2 separate regions of the Mus musculus genome follow, and region 2 is linked to region 1. Evidence: chromatin loops called from intact Hi-C (ENCODE). Cell type or tissue: heart. All regions are shown on one strand.

The links. A loop is a pair of places that touch in the nucleus more often than their neighbours do. Peaks named below come from ENCODE experiments on the same cell type or tissue, not always from the same donor. Only the 100,000 strongest peaks of a DNase experiment are listed, where the experiment ranks them.
Region 2: it touches region 1 in a loop (2.4-fold over the local background); 5 of 42 quality-filtered maps call a loop at or near these places.

The regions. Positions count from the first base shown.
Region 1 is chr17:31,851,733-31,859,732 of GRCm38, forward strand. It overlaps Sik1 (salt inducible kinase 1), which reads right to left and starts at 4,072. Exons shown (of 14, transcript NM_010831.3): 1 at 3,940-4,072; 2 at 3,162-3,332; 3 at 2,476-2,592. The coding sequence starts at 3,317. In heart, CTCF peaks have their summits at 4,330 (motif pointing left) and 5,160; DNase peaks (open chromatin) are centred at 2,069, 4,239, 4,969, 6,479 and 3 weaker places; H3K4me3 peaks cover 5,035 bases; H3K27ac peaks cover 6,381 bases.
Region 2 is chr17:31,743,747-31,751,746 of GRCm38, forward strand. It overlaps Gm30316 (a long non-coding RNA gene), which reads left to right. Exons shown (of 5, transcript XR_003952224.1): 3 at 1,464-1,483; 4 at 2,080-2,171; 5 at 6,211-8,000. Among named protein-coding and RNA genes, the nearest start is that of Gm30316, 12 kb to the left of the region's middle. In heart, a CTCF peak has its summit at 7,725; DNase peaks (open chromatin) are centred at 2,625, 3,205 and 3,965; H3K4me3 peaks cover 1,256 bases; H3K27ac peaks cover 5,151 bases; H3K27me3 peaks cover 137 bases.

The DNA of each region.
Region 1 (8,000 bases):
AAGGGGAAAAAAAATCCCACAACCCAGAGAAGCAACTTTAAACACCTTGGGAGAAGCCCCTCTGGCCCACCATCCTCACAACCCCTCCTCTTAAAGGGGACAGAGCCACTAACAAGACTGCACAGGGCAAGCACTTGGCGTGCCTGCCTCCTGGGAGCTCAGGGGGCCATGAGTGCTAGAATCCTGGGAAGGTCCTTTTAGAAGCCCCATGGACAAAAACCATAGCAGACTGAGTGATCAATACAAGTACCCCACCCCCACTCCCTCTACTGACAAGACATTAGGCCTTAAGAACACCTTAAGAGCAAGACATTAAAGCCTTGCCAGGTAAGCTACAGGGGATTGCTCTTTGTACAGTGCAGCGCCTGGCATGTGTCAACAGAAATGGTCAATGTCAACATACACCTTCAGAGTTCATTTATTGATCGGCAACTTTGTTACTTTAAAAAAAAAATTAAACCATAACTAAGCAACAAAGATTCAGGGTTTTGGGTTTTTTTTTTTTTTTTTTTTTGGTTCTGAAACAAATCAAAATTACACTTATGCATACGCATAGGTTAAATATTCCAGGGGAGCCAGGTATGGTGGCATACACCAGTAATCCCAGCACTCTGGAGGCAGAGGCAAAATTACCGGAAGTTCAAGGCCAGCCTGGTCTACATAGCAAGTCCTAGCCCAGTCAGTCTACGTAGTGAAACTGTCCCAATACAACAAATAAAGGAAGAAAACATCTCAGGGAGAGAAAGAGACTGTATTGCAATAGAAAGAAAGATTTCTTTGGGTTTAAGACATGCTGTTATTCCTTTAGAAGATACTTTAAAGACGCTTTTTGAGTCATAAATTTTACTAAGAAATGTGTTATTAAAAACCGTAGCAATTCAGCTAAAATTTCAGCCATTGTCCCCCTCCCCACAGTGCAGCAGAAGACCTCTGCTTAGGCCTTTTCTACACAGAAGAAAGGGAGAAGGAAAACAAACTTAGCGTCTATATCTTTTAACGTTTCAAGACCCAAAATAAACCAACTGTGTTGATATACATCTGTCATCAGAGACTACAGCAGGAGACTGCCCCAAGTCTAAGGCCATCAGGACACAGAGAGCACCAGGGCCAGCTAGAGCAGCTAGCTACATTGCAAGACCCTATCTCAACAGCCGCAACCAGACAAACACTCCCCACCCCCACCCAAAGGAGAGAACGGGATGCCTCAGCAGGACTCTGGGGTCAGAGGTCAGGTGAATGAATGCTAGACACCAGTATCAAGACCAGAGTACCAGTTGGCTTCAGCAGCCCACTCAATCGTGAAAGCTGAGTCACTGAAGACAGGAGCTAAAATATCCACTCTGACATCCATCGCCCGGGTAACATTTCCTCAGTGGTAAGAGCCTACCTAACCCGGTGGGCAAGTGGAAGGCAGGAAGAGGGTGCTAAGACAGCATAGACTGGCGTCCACAAACAGACAGGAGCATAGGAGTCTACCCTTCCCAGCCCCCTCTCTCAAGCACTGGCCCCGGAGGAAACCTGTCTTCGAGTACAACTTAGAGATGAAGATTGAAATAATGGACAACCCCTGAGTGCACAGCCCTAGGCTCTGTGCTTAAGAGATTCCGAGGGAGCCGTCACCACAGGCCAAACACAAACTCCGGAGACTTGTCTGCCTTTGTTCTGAGAAGGACTGGCCAGGGTAATTTTAAATTACAGTTCTTTCCCCTCCTGAACCATAAACACAGCTTTTCCAACTGTCCCTTGGAGTCACCTCAGGCTCATGAGGATCCTGAGAGTCACTGACAGGACTTACACACCAACACAAGCAGATACAACAATAACAACACCACGAGGGCTGGCTCCTCTATACATTGAGCTATTTCACGGCAGCAGAAGTGGCCAGTTATCACAAGGCAGATTGAGGAAGACCGTCAGGAAACAAAAGACAGAAACGGGTGCGGCATGTCCTCAGCCCAGCTTAAATGGCAAGTTCATAGGGCTGAAGTATCTCCCTTGCTTCCCCCAGCACTCCGGGCTACACTCGGGAGACGAGGGCTACTGCACCCCAAGACACTTTAAGGAGACCTGGGAAAGAACAGCTGCTTTTTAAACGTTTAGCAATCCTCTGCAAAGGCGGAAGTTTCCAGTTTCGCTCAAGTTTGTCCTTCACTCAAGCCTGACCGTACATACATATGGCTATCCTCACAGTGACAGGACTTCAACAACGGACTTCAACATGTGCAAAACTGGAACACATTACAATACTAGATAAAATTGGAACGAGGCAAAAATCAAGTAGAACCCAGAGCAAGAGACTAACAGTCAATAAAGCTGCAGAGCCCAGTGAAGGTCAACCTAGTTACTTTGTACTCTGTGTTCAGTTCCCACACAGCCTTAGAAACGCTGACTACCTTCAGGGACCCAAGAAGGCTCAGGGTGTGACATGTGGAAGGATGGATGTGCTCACGGTGCGGCGAGGGTCCTTCGGCTCACCTGATAAAGCTTGATGATATTTGGGTGGTTCAAAAGTTTCATGAGCTGGACCTCCCGGTAGATCTTCTCCAGATTGCTAGAATCTAACCGTGTCTTGTCAATTATTTTTATTGCAACCTACAGATTTTAAAAAGAAAAAAAGGGGGGGAAAAACTTCAAGTAACCTCATTACTTCATTTGTACTTTTTTTTTGGACAAATGAATTTCTCAAACATTTGATGTCTTCAAGAGGTCACAAGAAGTTGGGGGAAAAAATTAAAAGAAGCCACTAACATTTTTTAAAGGGATAGAAGTTAAATTAAAGCCTCTGTATTTTTCAGCTAGCTTTATTACAAGGAGCTGCTCACTTCTGTTGTGTTCCCCCCTCTCTATTTCTCTCTCTCTCTCCCTCTCTCTCTCTCTCTCTCTCTCTCTCTCTCTCTCTCTCTCTCTCTCTCTCTCTCTCTCTCTCGGAAGGGGGCGGTTGCTGGTCATTATTATCTTTGCTCTTCCCTAGTAATTGTACAAATTATGTAGAAGCATAATACAAAGCTTTTTTCCCCCTTTACCAGACTAAACAATGTCATCGTTTACAATTGTGACAATCAACTCCACAGGACTGAATCAGCACAGGGGGCCACCCCCTGGCTGGATCCACCCCCTGGTTTAGTCCCCCCCCCACACACACACACAACACGCGCGCGCACCTGCGTTTTGGTGACTCGGTGCCGCGCCAGCTTAACCACTGCAAAATTGCCTTTGCCCAGGGTCCGTTCCACGTCGTAAAAGCCCACCCGGAGGGGCTTCTGCTGGCCCTGGCCAGTGCCTGAGGGGACCGCACTGAACTCCGACATGATCACCATGGCTTCGGGCCGCACCTGCGGGTCAGCGAGGAGTGCGCTCAGCACCGACCGACTCCGGCTCGGTCCCGATCCCATTCCCCGCCAAACCCGGCCACTGAAACTGTGTCCGCCAGGCCACCACGCGTGCGTCCTCAACCCTCTGTTCCTCCAGCCCCAGGCTCCTAGTGTGGCCCCGACCCAGGTTCGCAGCTCACACCCCCACTCGCTCATTCCTTGATACAGTATCTCCTCGGCTAAAGTCCCCACGCACACACTCCTCTATCCCGAACCCCCAGCCTGCGCCCCCACGCGCGCGCCCCCTCGATCCCAGGTTCCCTCAGTGCGAGCCCCCACGCACGCGCCCCCCGACCTCCGGTCCCGGCCGGGCGCGCGCGCCAGCAGTCCACCCGCAGTCGACCCCAAGCCAGCTCCTGGACACCCTACGGTCCCGGGTTTTCACCGCGCTCCCGTCCACCAGTGCCAACGCTCGGCTCCTCAGGACAGGCTCCACAACCGGGCGCTCGCAGACCCGCCTCCGGGCGCCGACCCGCAACAATAGGGAGCCCGCCGGGCTGGAGTCCTGCCCGCGACCCCAGGCGCGCACCTGCGGGTTTCGGAGACCCGAACCCGCGCCATTGCTCACCTCCGCCGCCCTCCGTGAGCCCGACCCGGGATGCCACCCGCTCGGCTGCTAGCTCTGCTCCGGTGCCCGCCGTTCGCGCCGCCGCCGCCAACGCTGCCGCCACCGCCCGGGCCTCGCCGCATGTCAGCGCCCCGCCGCCGCCGGCCGCACGCGGCAACGCCCCGCCCCGCCCCGGCCCCGCCCCGCACAAGCCCCGCCTCGCCCCGCCCCCCGCGGCAGGCACAGCCCATTGACGTCGTTTTGACGCCAGAGCGACGCGCGGCCCGGTGCCTGCCGAGGGGGAGCGGAGATCGGGCGGTTGCCAAGAGACTGGAGGCTCTGACGCGCGCGCTGGTGAGGCCGTCGCCATGGCGACCGCGGGCGGTGACGTCAGGGGCCCGGCTCAGCAACCGCCCGAGACTGCTGGCGCCCCCTGCCGGGCATGGGCGACACTGCTGTAGCCCACCCCCCCACCCCACCCCCGCCCCCGACTAGGAGACCGAGCCTGCTTTAGGACCACTTCCAGGGGCTTCATGGTGGGTACGGTGCCCTTTGGGTGCTCAGTGCTCGCTTCGGACTCAGCAGGGTGGAATAGAGCTGCGGGATTTTCGGCGTGGGACTCTGGGGCTGATGGCCCTAGACTGATCAGTCTGCTATGCTGGGCACTCGATGTGCCGCCAGCAGTGGCTGCCCCTTGACCCTCACTTCATCCCTGAGAGGGCCGGCCAGCTGCAAGAATGCCTGGCTCTAGGAAAGTGTTGGTTAGTTGAACGCCACTTACTTTTGTTATAGAAAGAGAGAGGGGGGGGGGGAGGAGAGAGGAGAGAGAGAAAACCTCTAAATATTCAGCAAGTTGGAAAGTTAAAGCAGGAAAACGCGACTCATTTTCCCAAAGCCTCCTGCTTCAAGGGCCGCCTGGTCCAGCAGTGGTGTCCTGGGACAGCTGAATAGGACGCGTGCTTTAGACACGGGCTGCAAAAGGACCCAGCCACTACTCAGGGCTGATAGGTGGGGCCCTTGGAGGACTGGGCACTTTGCCCATTTTCTTGCTGTCTGCCAATTGGCCCACCCTGTCTGTCCCCAAGCTGCTTCCAGACAACAGATAGGACACAGGGCGGCTGGGACCTTGGAACTGACCCTGAGAGTGCCTGCCGGAAGCAGGGCCCATTAAAGGGGAGACGGAGTGTGGAGAGAGTGGAAATGGCATGTGTGTGACTCCTTCTGTTTGTGTTCCCTCACACCTCATCAGAAAGTAAGATGTGTTCTTAAGGGCAGACGAGAAAGGGGACAGACGATTCTCCAAAGGCTAGGAAGGTGGCGGTTTGGAGCTAAACTTCTGTGTCTCTCTTCCTCGTGGCTTCCTGTGTGAGAGAAAAACTAGCACCGGGTGGATTGATTAATCACAATTGATTCAGAATTCATCAGAATTCATTCCTCAACGGAGGAAGACTTCCTGGGTAGAGGCGGGTGGTAGGCTGGCCTGAGATAGGGCTCGCAGGGGCCAGCCATGTACTACTGCTACTGTACATTACTCCCACAAGGATCGTACCAGTTGCAGCCCTGCCTTTCCCGGTCCGTGTGTTTTGAAGGACATTCAAGGACAGTAGCCATCTCAGGGCCCCTTAGTCTTCCAACATGCTCCCCCTGGTTTGTCCCAGGTTCATAAATCAAGGTTTGGGGCAGTTATTTAGTCTCTCCTATCTGAACAGCTTACTGCTGTTCCCCTCACCCCTGGGCGTCCTAACATCTCTCCCTGTTCCCAGGAGAGCTGCACAGAGGGTAGGAAACCCCTTGTTCTTACCTCATGGGCCCCCATCCTTTCCCAGCCTGTCCACCCACTGGCCTCGGTCTAGCCAGAGCCTTCCCAAAAGGTCTGAGGTGTTCTTCGCAAGCATGTCATCAGTGTGAGGTTCCAAAGGACAAATGGCTGAGGTGCCTATTAACCTGTCAGGGCTGACACTTGCGTTAGTATGTCTCAGCATCTAAAGTGCCTGGCTCCTCTCAGCCGCCTTATTCTTATGTAAGCTAACCATTTTGGCCATGGACTGACTCTCTTGGTTCTTCTTTGGTCTCTTTCTCTCTCTTCCCCTGCCCCCTCTCGGTCTTTGTCATCTTGGTCTTCTTTGTCTCCCTCTCTCTTCTTTATCCTCTTGCTCCCCATTTGTCTCTCTCCTCTCATGGTCCAGTCTATTGTTCTGACCATGTTCCATCTGGACCCTTCCAGAGGCCTCTGGTGGTTCTCTCCCTCATGACTACAATAAAAACAAAAACAAAAAAATTCCCCTCAACCATACCTCAGTCATGTCCTCAAGGCAACACAAAAAGCTTGGGGCCCAGACCTAGTGGAGGATGCTGTCCGGAGGCAAACCCGGATCCAGGCAAGTGTCTGGCCCCTCCTGAGCATCTGCTTCCAATAGCTGTCCTGTGCCAGCAGTGACCATATCTGTTCCTCCCAGATCCTAGAGGAGGAGCTTGCTGTGTCCATAGAGGCAGAGAGTGGGGCTGGTACCTGGCACTCTCTTGAAATCCTGTCTTCCCCAAGTGGTTCTGTGTCATTGATCCCTGGAAACTATTTCTTCCAGCACCTTGTTTTTTGTTGTGTTCTGTGGTAATGTTTTGGCACTTGAGGAGGAAGAGAGCACCAGGCATGCGCTGCTTTTGGAGACATGAGCAAATGACTCAGGGATTCCTCACCTAGATCAGGGGAGGGGCACTAGATTGTGCCAGTGAGGTGACTTGGTGACACAGTACTCTGACTGGCAAATGAGAACCACTCTGTTTCCCATCACACCTGTCCTGGGAGTGTGATGGTCCTGGAGGCTGGTTTTCTTGCTTGGACCATGAAGTTGGAAGTCCTATCTGCTGGGCCGGAGCTCTTCAGCTGTACATGACTATGCAGGCCATGCCACGGCCCTACCTTCCCGACCTAAATCGACACGCACAGAGCCTGGAGTTCTACACCAGCTCCGAGAAATGGGCCTGCTACCCTGAGCTGTGAGGACCTTGGTGTTCCTCTGAGGAGAAGGGTGGCTTCCTGTATCATTGAGAGTTGAACAAGACACCCTTCTTTCTTGGCCCACTCCACTTAGTACCAAAGGGCCCCTTCCCCTTCTGGCTGAGTCTCTCTTGGTTTCATGTTTTGCACAGCTTCTGCCTGGTGGCTCCTGAGGCAGTCAGGAAAAGTGGGCTGCCCCAGCCTGGTCACTTACCTTGTTCTATTTGGGTCCACCTTACTTCTGAACTGTGACAAGCTGCTGTGTGCTGAGGCAGAGTCACAGCCCAGGTTTAGAATGACAGCAGAAAGGAGGCCTAAGACTGAGGAATCCCCAGTCATGGGCCAGGAGCTTAGTGAGCAAGTCTACCCAAAGGCTGCCTAGCCTTGCCCTTGATAGCATCCCACCTACCCAGAGGCACCTGCCCTAGAATGCCGCTGTTGTTAGAGTATGCCTGGGCAGGGACATCCGCCTCCCAGGACAGTGACCAGATCAGCCAGCAGGAACCACTTATCAGAGCAACAAATCAACAAAACAAGCCAGGCCCCTAGGCTCCCAGCTGAGAGAAGTGGGAATTCTGGAGACATGGGACGGGACACAAATGGGAGGTGTCTGGGTTCTGGAGAGGTGGCCCAAGACAAAACAGATGGAGAAGCACCTGTGCACATACCAGTCGATATGTGTTTACCTATGGCCAGCTAGCCCTGGTTACAGAGCACCAGGCTTCCTGTTTGTAATGGGAAAAGTATTCGTTAATTAAGATTTCAGCTTTTGGGTCTTTTAAGTTTTATTTCTCTCTCTTTTTTTTTTACATTAGCACATAGAGTAATAGGCTTCACCATAAGAGTTTTATACACCAGCTTGTTTATTCTCTCTCCTCTCCTTCTCCCCTTCCCCCTTCCCTCCACATGGCTTTTTTCCTCTTTCAAATCTCAGTATTGGCTTACAGTCGTCTCCCCACCCCCAACCTTCCCAGAAGACACCACTTCCTCTCTCTAGTTTGAATACCTGTGTGTGTGTGTGTGTGTGTGTGTGTGTGTGTGTGTATTCACATATAGAAATTAAAATCTAGGCTGCATCCATGAGAGA
Region 2 (8,000 bases), 110 kb before region 1:
CATAGTGTTTCACCACAGCAATGGAAATCTAACTAGGACATGGACAATAGGTGAGTCAGCCCTGGCTCACCAAAGGCTACCAGCAAGGCCAGCCGATAGTAGTCTAGCCTATCAGAGAAAGGGCCTAGAGAGGTTGCTCAGTAGGTAGGCATACTTGCTTTGAGATCACGAGGACTGAGTTGAAATCCCCAACACTCAAATAAGAAGTTGGTCTTGGTTGTATATGCCTGTAACCCCAGTGCTCAGGGAGCACGGAGACAGGCAGATCCCAACACACTAATCAAAAAGCTTAGACAAAACGGTGAGCTGCTAGTTTAGTAAGAAACCCTGGCTCAAGGCAGTAAGATTGAAAACAATAGAGGAAGATATCTGTCTTAGGTTTCCATTGCTGTGAACAGACGCCATGGCCAAAGCAACTCTTATAAGACAACATTTAATTGGGGCTAGCTTACAGGTTCAGAGGTTCAGTCCATTATCATCAAGGTGGAAGCATGGCAGTGTTCAGGCAGGCATGGTGCAGGAGGAGCTGAGAGTTCTACCTCTTCATCTGAAGGCTGCTAGAAGACTGGCTCCCACATGGTTAGGAGGAGGGTCTCATTACCCACACCCACAGTGACACACTTTCTCCAACAAGGCCACACCCACTCCGACAAGGCCACACCGCCTAATAGAGCCCCTCCTTAGGTCAATCATATTCAAACTACCAGACTTCTTACCGTATCCTTTAAATGCACACAAATGGGCATGGGTCTCTGCATGTTCAAATGCTCGCAGCACACAGTTGTGGTTCAGCGCTTGACTGAGGCCTTGAGTCAGAACCCCAGGGCTATAGGGAAAAAAATAGAAGAAAAAATGAAAAGTTAAACAATGTAGATATAATGTAAGGTTTTTGTTTTCACATGACTGGAATGGGGAAGAGGGCAGTCAGAGCCAGATGCAGGATAATGACATAGTGTCTAAACGGGTGTGCCTCATTGTGTCTCTCCTACTTCATTAACCTACCCCTGGAACCTCTGGGTGCCCACTACCTGGAATTCACTGGCAGCCTCTTCCCTTTCACCCCTTTTCTCTGTTTTTGTTGTTGTTGTTGTTTTTGTTTTTGTTTTACAGGACAGGGTTTTTCTGTGTAGCCCTGGCTGTCCTGGAACTCACTCTGTAGACCAGGCTGGCCTCGAACTCAGAAATTCACCTGCCTCTGCCTCCCAAGTGCTGGGATTAAAGGCGTGTGCCACCACGCCCAGCCCTTTTCTCTGTTTTTTTTTTTAAATATCAATTTTAAAATGAATAATTAAAATATTTTTTTGTTAATTCTTTGGGTTTTGTACACACGAACACCGTATGCTTTGATCCTATTCATCCCTAAGTTCACCCCTCCAGATCTGTTCCTACACCTTCAACTTTCTTTTCTCTCTTTCCTTCTATAACTCAACTGTCATGGCTGGTCTTATGTCAACTTGACACAGCTGGAGTCATCTGGAAGCAGGTAATCTCAATTGAGAAATACCCCTATAAGATCCAGCTGTAGGGCATTTTCTTAGTGATTGATGGGGGTGGGCCCAGCCCATTGTGGGTGGGGCCATCCCTGAGCTGATGGTCCTAAATTTATAAGAAAGCAGGCTGAGCAAACCATGGGGAGCAAGCCAGTAAGCAGCATCCTTCCATGGCCTCAGCATCAGCTCCTGCTTCCTGTCGTGACTTCCTCCAATGATGAAAAGCAACATGGAAGTGTAAGCTGAAATAACCCTTTTCCTCCCCAAAGTTTGATTATGGTGTTTCAGCACAGCAACAGGAATCCTAAGACACTCACCTAATTCACTTAGTGCTCCACCTGTAAGATTGAAGGTGGGACTAGCAGCCCCTGCAGAGAGGTTGACCTAAAAGGGCCACACTCCTGAAGAATAGTGACTCTCCCTTCCCCAGTGGTCATCAGTGGCGGTCAACAGCCCCTCAGTCACAGGTAGGAGCTTGTGAGCCCCCGCCCCCTTCCTTCTCTACTCTGAACTCCTGACTGGCTAGGTCTTGTGCAGGAAAATTGGGAAGGGCACTATTTCCTCTGTGACAGTGACTCATCTTCTCCAGGTGCAGGGTAGCCGTGCATGCTCCACCCAGTGCAGATGTGACAATCCGGTCCCCTTGGTCCCACCTGTTGGTACCTTGGCCAAAAGGGTCAGGTAAAGTTCACCCTGGCAGGGCATTTGGGAGGCTCTGGGGAGTGGAAGGGGTGATTCCATTCTCCTGGATGGAGAAGGGTCTTCCAGAGTGTTTGAGTGGCAGTTGTTGTGGGCAGGGAGTGATTGATACCTGTGGATGCTTTCTGTCACATGCAATGATCCTTAAGAGGCTTTGTTTGGCCCCAGCAACCTCTCAGGCTAGTAGAAGCTCAAGATGAGGTCTAGCCAAAGTTGCATCTTTGCAATGGGGGGCTCCCTGGATGGACCTCAGTCCTCTGTAGCCATATGGTAAATCTCATGCTCCTGGTGGCTCTCACAGTGTCCTCTCATAGGGCTGTCTTCTTTGCTTTCCACATCCTGTTGACTGGTTGGTCCTTGACCTGTGGACACTGTCCTGAACCTACTGGATTTGATTCAGCTCTTTAAAGCTCCCAAGCCACCTCAGGCGTGAGTGATGTGTCCAACATGTCGCTGCCCCTCCCCCATCCTCCTTCCTGCTAGGATAGGAAACAGATTTGCATAAATACTCTGGGGGCACACTGATAGTCCACCTGTTGGTACCCTAAGTGGGCGGTGTCCTTCCTGTCCTCCCGAAGCTGTTCAGAAGTAGTGGAACCAGACTCTTCTGGCTGTGGTGTCCCCAGGATGCAGTAAGCAATAAGGACAAGAATGGGGGAGCTGGCCCTCAGGAGGACATGAGAGGCTGGATGTGAACCCTCTGGAGGGAGCTTTGCCCAAAGGAGTAGCCCTGCAAGTGACCCCAGGACAACCTCTTAGCCGGATCCCCTGAGCCTCTGCACGTATCCAGCGTCACTTGTACCCTCCCCCATACTATTTCTACATAGAAACCACCCTCCACATTCCAGCGCAGAGGCCTGCTTGCCCACGAAAGGGAGGCGGCAGCATGAGTCCCACAGGAAGCTGTCCCCGACACTTCTCCTCAGAGGGAGCATTCCTCGGGGCCCCTGGGGATCTGGCCCTGGACTTCCCAGGCAGGCTCAGCAGTGGCTCTGTCTCCTTACGTGACTGCCCGAGGGTGTACAGGCCCCTCTGAATGTGGGTGTGCGCCTGGGGACTGAGTGAGGAGCAAAGCCTGTGTGGACTTGTCATCTGGAACGAACTGGCAGGCAGAGACGTCAAAGCCACGCCGCTGAACAATGTTGCTTTTTTTAGCCTGGCAACCATCGCCTGGCAGACACTGGGAGAGGCAAGCGAGGTGCTCACTTGGCCCTGTCATTGAATGGACCCCAACTTAGAGTCTGGGACCCAGCGTAGGTGGGTTGGGGACAGAGGAGAGCTGCTTCCAAGATGCCCATTCTCTAGCCCGGAAGTCATCTCAGAATTGTGGTGTCAATGACATTTGTGGACTCTGTGGAGATGTAAAAGGTGAGCCTATGGAGCAGACACCTGGCTCACAAAGTAGCTTGGTCCCCTAAAGATGTGAATAGGGTGTTACTCTGAGCCAGGAACGATGGGACTTATGGAAAAGTCCCCAGGGCTTCTTATACTGCAGATGGCTCCTTACCTGAGACACCCCCATCTGGAGTAAACAAGCTGATGGGAGTGTGTCTGTGTGTACGTGTGTGCGCACACGCGTGTGCGCATTCAAGTTCGCGTGTGTTGGGGGTGGGGATGGGGGATGGATTACATGAGTGATACAGTAAAGCCAAATGAGACTCAGTTAGCAATGATCAGTTATATCACAATGTCACCAGCTTGTAACTCTCCTCCCTGATCACTGTGTTGCTCCGCCCCTGGGGCTGGGGCTTAGCTGTGTGCCTGTGTACTTTGTTCCCTGGACAGAGGACCTGGCCAGGCACACTCTGCTGCAGCAAGGCAGGGCCACTAGGACCAGCTGTTGAGTGAGCACCCTCAAACACCCCCCCACCCCTCCTCCCCCTTCTCTCCCATGGCCTCTGAGCTCCCAGGGAGGCAGTGACAGGGCAAATTCCAAAGCTAGGTGCTTGGGAGCTTTCAAGACTCAGGGAACAGGACTCTAGTTTTCCCTGGAGCTGAGGTGCTCCAAGAGCTTCGGTCCAAGGGGACATGTGCTGATGAGGGCCTCAGCTGTCTGAGTTAGAAGGGGCACCCGTGACATTGGCCAATGCAAAGGCTTAGGATCTGTGTTTCTGTTGCCCCATGCCACAGTTTTTCCTCTGACGAACACAGATGAATCATAGCCTCTCCATCTGGTTGTTTCCAAGGGCTTCCCTAGCTAGCTCAGGCTAGCCTGGGTAAGGACCCTGGGCTCTGACTTGGGCTCCCTGGAGTGTCCTGGGAAGGTCAGACTGGTCTCCATAAGAAAGTCTTGCATTCCTTGCTCTAGTAAGGGGCTGCCTACGCAGATCCCAGCACTCTACAGACTTGCTTATGCATAGCTGCTACTGCCCAGGGCTTTGGCTGTGTTTATTGAGTTCTGCACCTGGCCCCGCAGGGCAAGGAAGGTGCTGAACAGGCAGTCCCAGACAGGCCCATCAGGAAGAATGTGGTGTGGTCACATAGCTGTTCCTCTGGCTCAGTGGCCATGAATAGTTCTGGACATCACACTTTTAGGTCAGCTGTAAAGGCCCACTCCCTTGGCACCAGAAGTCACAGCTTTGGCAGGAACTGGAGAGTGGCTTGGCCAGTATGTCTATAGTATGCCTGGCCTACCCCAACCTGTCTTGTGCTTATAGCAGCCTGCAGCTGCCAGCCATAGTCCCTGAGAATCAACCCACTGACAACTCCAGGCAGTGACTGGCTCTGTCCAGGGTGTGTGTGTGTGTGCATACATGTGCACACATGTACCTGTGCATGTGGTATGCCTATGGCATGAGGGATATATTCGATGCTGTGTTTATATGGTATATAGGAGTGTGTGTATGTGTGAGTGTGTATAAAAGGTGCTATAACACAGTTGTGAGTAAATCAGTGGGGGATGTGGAACTTGGTGTGAGTATGAAAACATATGTATATGCGTTTAAGTGTGTGTGTGGGTGTGTGTGTGTGTAACATATTTACAAGTATGTCTGGGCTGTGTCATGTCCCTGACAATGTTCATCAGAGTGTGCTAGGGATATGTTTGGGAGTGTAAGGGGTATGTGTATAATTTGTGCATCTGGCATGGTGCCCGTAGCTCTGCTTCTTCCTCACATACTACATGCTATGTCCTGTCCCATGGATGGGGAACCCCAGGACCCCTGAGCTCCCCAGGCAGCCGCAGGGTGGAGAGTTTAGATAGCAACTCTCTCGACGAGGTTCCATCTTGTTTGGGGGTGCAAAGGTCAATGGTGAGAGTTGTCATACTGCTTGCTATTCGTCAGCACTAGCATTTCCAGACTGACCAGCCCAGGGCAACGAAAGGCCATAGTCCCTGAGATTTGCTCAACCATTTCAAGACATGATTGGATCTGGGTCAAACATACATGGTATGTGTTTTGAAACAAAACCTAGTGGGGGGGGATCTGCTCTCAGTCATACAGCCAACCTGGAGCAGGTACAGAACCCAGTAGAGGACTTACTTGATTCAGTGGCTTAGACTGTGAGGAAGTGGAAGCCAGGGGTCTGAGCAGTGCTCCCAGTATACAAAACTGGGCGCCTGAGGCAGGAACAGGACGAGGCAGAAGCCTTGAAAAGGAGGGAGGCCAAACAACAGTGGCTTGAATCCTCAGCATCCTAGTGAAGCTGACCTCGGGAGAAGAAGCATGGCCGGATTCTATGATTCCATCTAGGTGAGGGTGTGTGGGCATGGGCGGAGCTGGGCAGCACTGGGTAGAGCTGGGCAGCGCTGGGTAGAGCTGGGCAGCGCTGGGCAGAGCTGGATAGTGCTAGGCAGAGCTCTAGCATCACCCAGGTCAGGGAGATGGCTGTCAGCTGGCCAGTCATGGTGCAGACCCAAGAGCCCTGCCACAGAGCAAGGGAGAAAAGGCAAGGGAGAGTGTGAGTGAGGCCTCCCTGGAAGACTCCATCAGGGAGGAGGGGATGCTGGCTTTCTAGCAGCTTAAAAGGCAGATTCAGAGAATGTAAGAGCTGCTTTGACAAGATCACATTTTTTTCACAGGACTCTTCGGGAAGAATGAGGAAAGATAAGACCTCGGCACTGAGAAGATGTGGTGCAATTCAGCGGCTGGGTCTGTTAGAGAGCCGTGAGCACTGCGGGACTGGACAATCTAAGTACAGGCCAACATGAAGGAATGCTAGAACTAACAGAAGCCCCAGCTCCACAAATGTACAAACCAAGCCATCTCAGGGCCCCTGAGGCCCTGATGTCTTGCTATGGGCTTTTAGCCAATCATTACGCACCTGCCTCCCAAGTGCTGAAGAAGTCAGGTAGTCCTTTCTTTCTGGCTACCCGTGTCCCTAGGTTGCCCAGGTCTTTCATGTGGATGCAAACAGGAGGCAGGTATATAATCATAGGCCCTGCTGTGTTCTCTTGGGGGAACATCTAGGGTGTCGTGTTAGCAATGTCAGGATAGTGTTCCTTGTACAAGGCTGAGCCTGAAGCTGCTTTCTCCGTCACCCTCAGAACCATTGGTACGGCTGGCCACCAGTTGCTATAGCTATTGGTAGTACTGCTTTGTGGTCGCCTGTGGGTCCAGCTGGCTGGCCCTGGTCCACACCCTCAGTGAGCTCAGTCCTCAGAGCCAGGCTGTGGGTGGGTAGTCTTGGGAACCCCTCACCCAGGGCAAAGCCAATAGCTCTCCACTCTCTCTTTTGAGTGTGAGTGATAAGTGGGTCCTGAGGAAAGTTAGTGGCTTGCTTGCCTCTGAAATGTCTACTATATTCCTGAAAGCAGGATCACTCCTAGGTCACTGATAGGCTCCTAGAGCCAGTATCTCTGCAACTGCTGTGGGGCTCATGGGATTCTTCTAATGGCCATTGTTTATGCTGAGGCTGGTGTACTCATTCATTCATTCATTCATTCATCCACCCATCCCAATGTGACGATTAGCGATAACTGTCAATGTGATACAATCTAGAGTAATTTAGGAAGAGAGTCTCAGTAAAGGACTGTCTAGATCGGGTTGACCTGGGGCCATGTATGTCTATAAGGGCATGTATTGATTACATTAATTGAGCCTAAAAGTGGGTGGCACTATTCCCTGGGTTTGGGTCCTGGACTATATAAAACAAGAGAAAGTGAGTCAGATGGAGGCATGCATTCTCTGCCCTTGATAGTAGATGAGGGTGGCTGCTTCCAGGTCCTGCTGTCTTGAATTCCCTGCTGTGATGGACCAAATCCTGGAACTGTGACCTTCCTCCCCTAAGTTGCTTTTGTCAGGGTGGCTTTTTTCTTGTCTCTTTCTCTGTTTCTTTGTTTCTTCCTTTGCTTCTCTCTCTCTCTCTCTCTCTCTCTCTCCCTCTCTCTCTCTCTCTCTCTCTCTCATTTCAGCAACAGAAAAGAAATTAGAACACCATCTATCTACCTAACCCAGTTGGTGGCAGGAGAACTATACCTGGCCCCAGGCTCCTAAAGAGAGAGCTCAGGTAAGCTGCTGCACAGAGTCCAGAAGAGGGTGACAGTGAGTGACTGGCAGGACCAAAAGCACTATAGCTATGGTCAGGAGGACCCCTGGAGGTGACAAGTGGAGGAGCCCTGGGATGGAGCAGGGGAGGACAGTTAGGGTCAAGGAAGTGATAGGGCACGAAGAGCCAGGAGGTGGACGGGGCCAAGTGGGTCTCATGTGGCCCCAGGATCCAGGCACATCTTGACTCTGCCTGCCACAAGGGACCCATACTCTTCAGAGCTTCTGACCTGTAGGATCTATCCATCTGAGTGGCTTGAAGTCATGCCTTTCTCCATGGTAACCTTCACCTACCCCCTTTCTCCTGCCCAAAGATGCTCTGTGT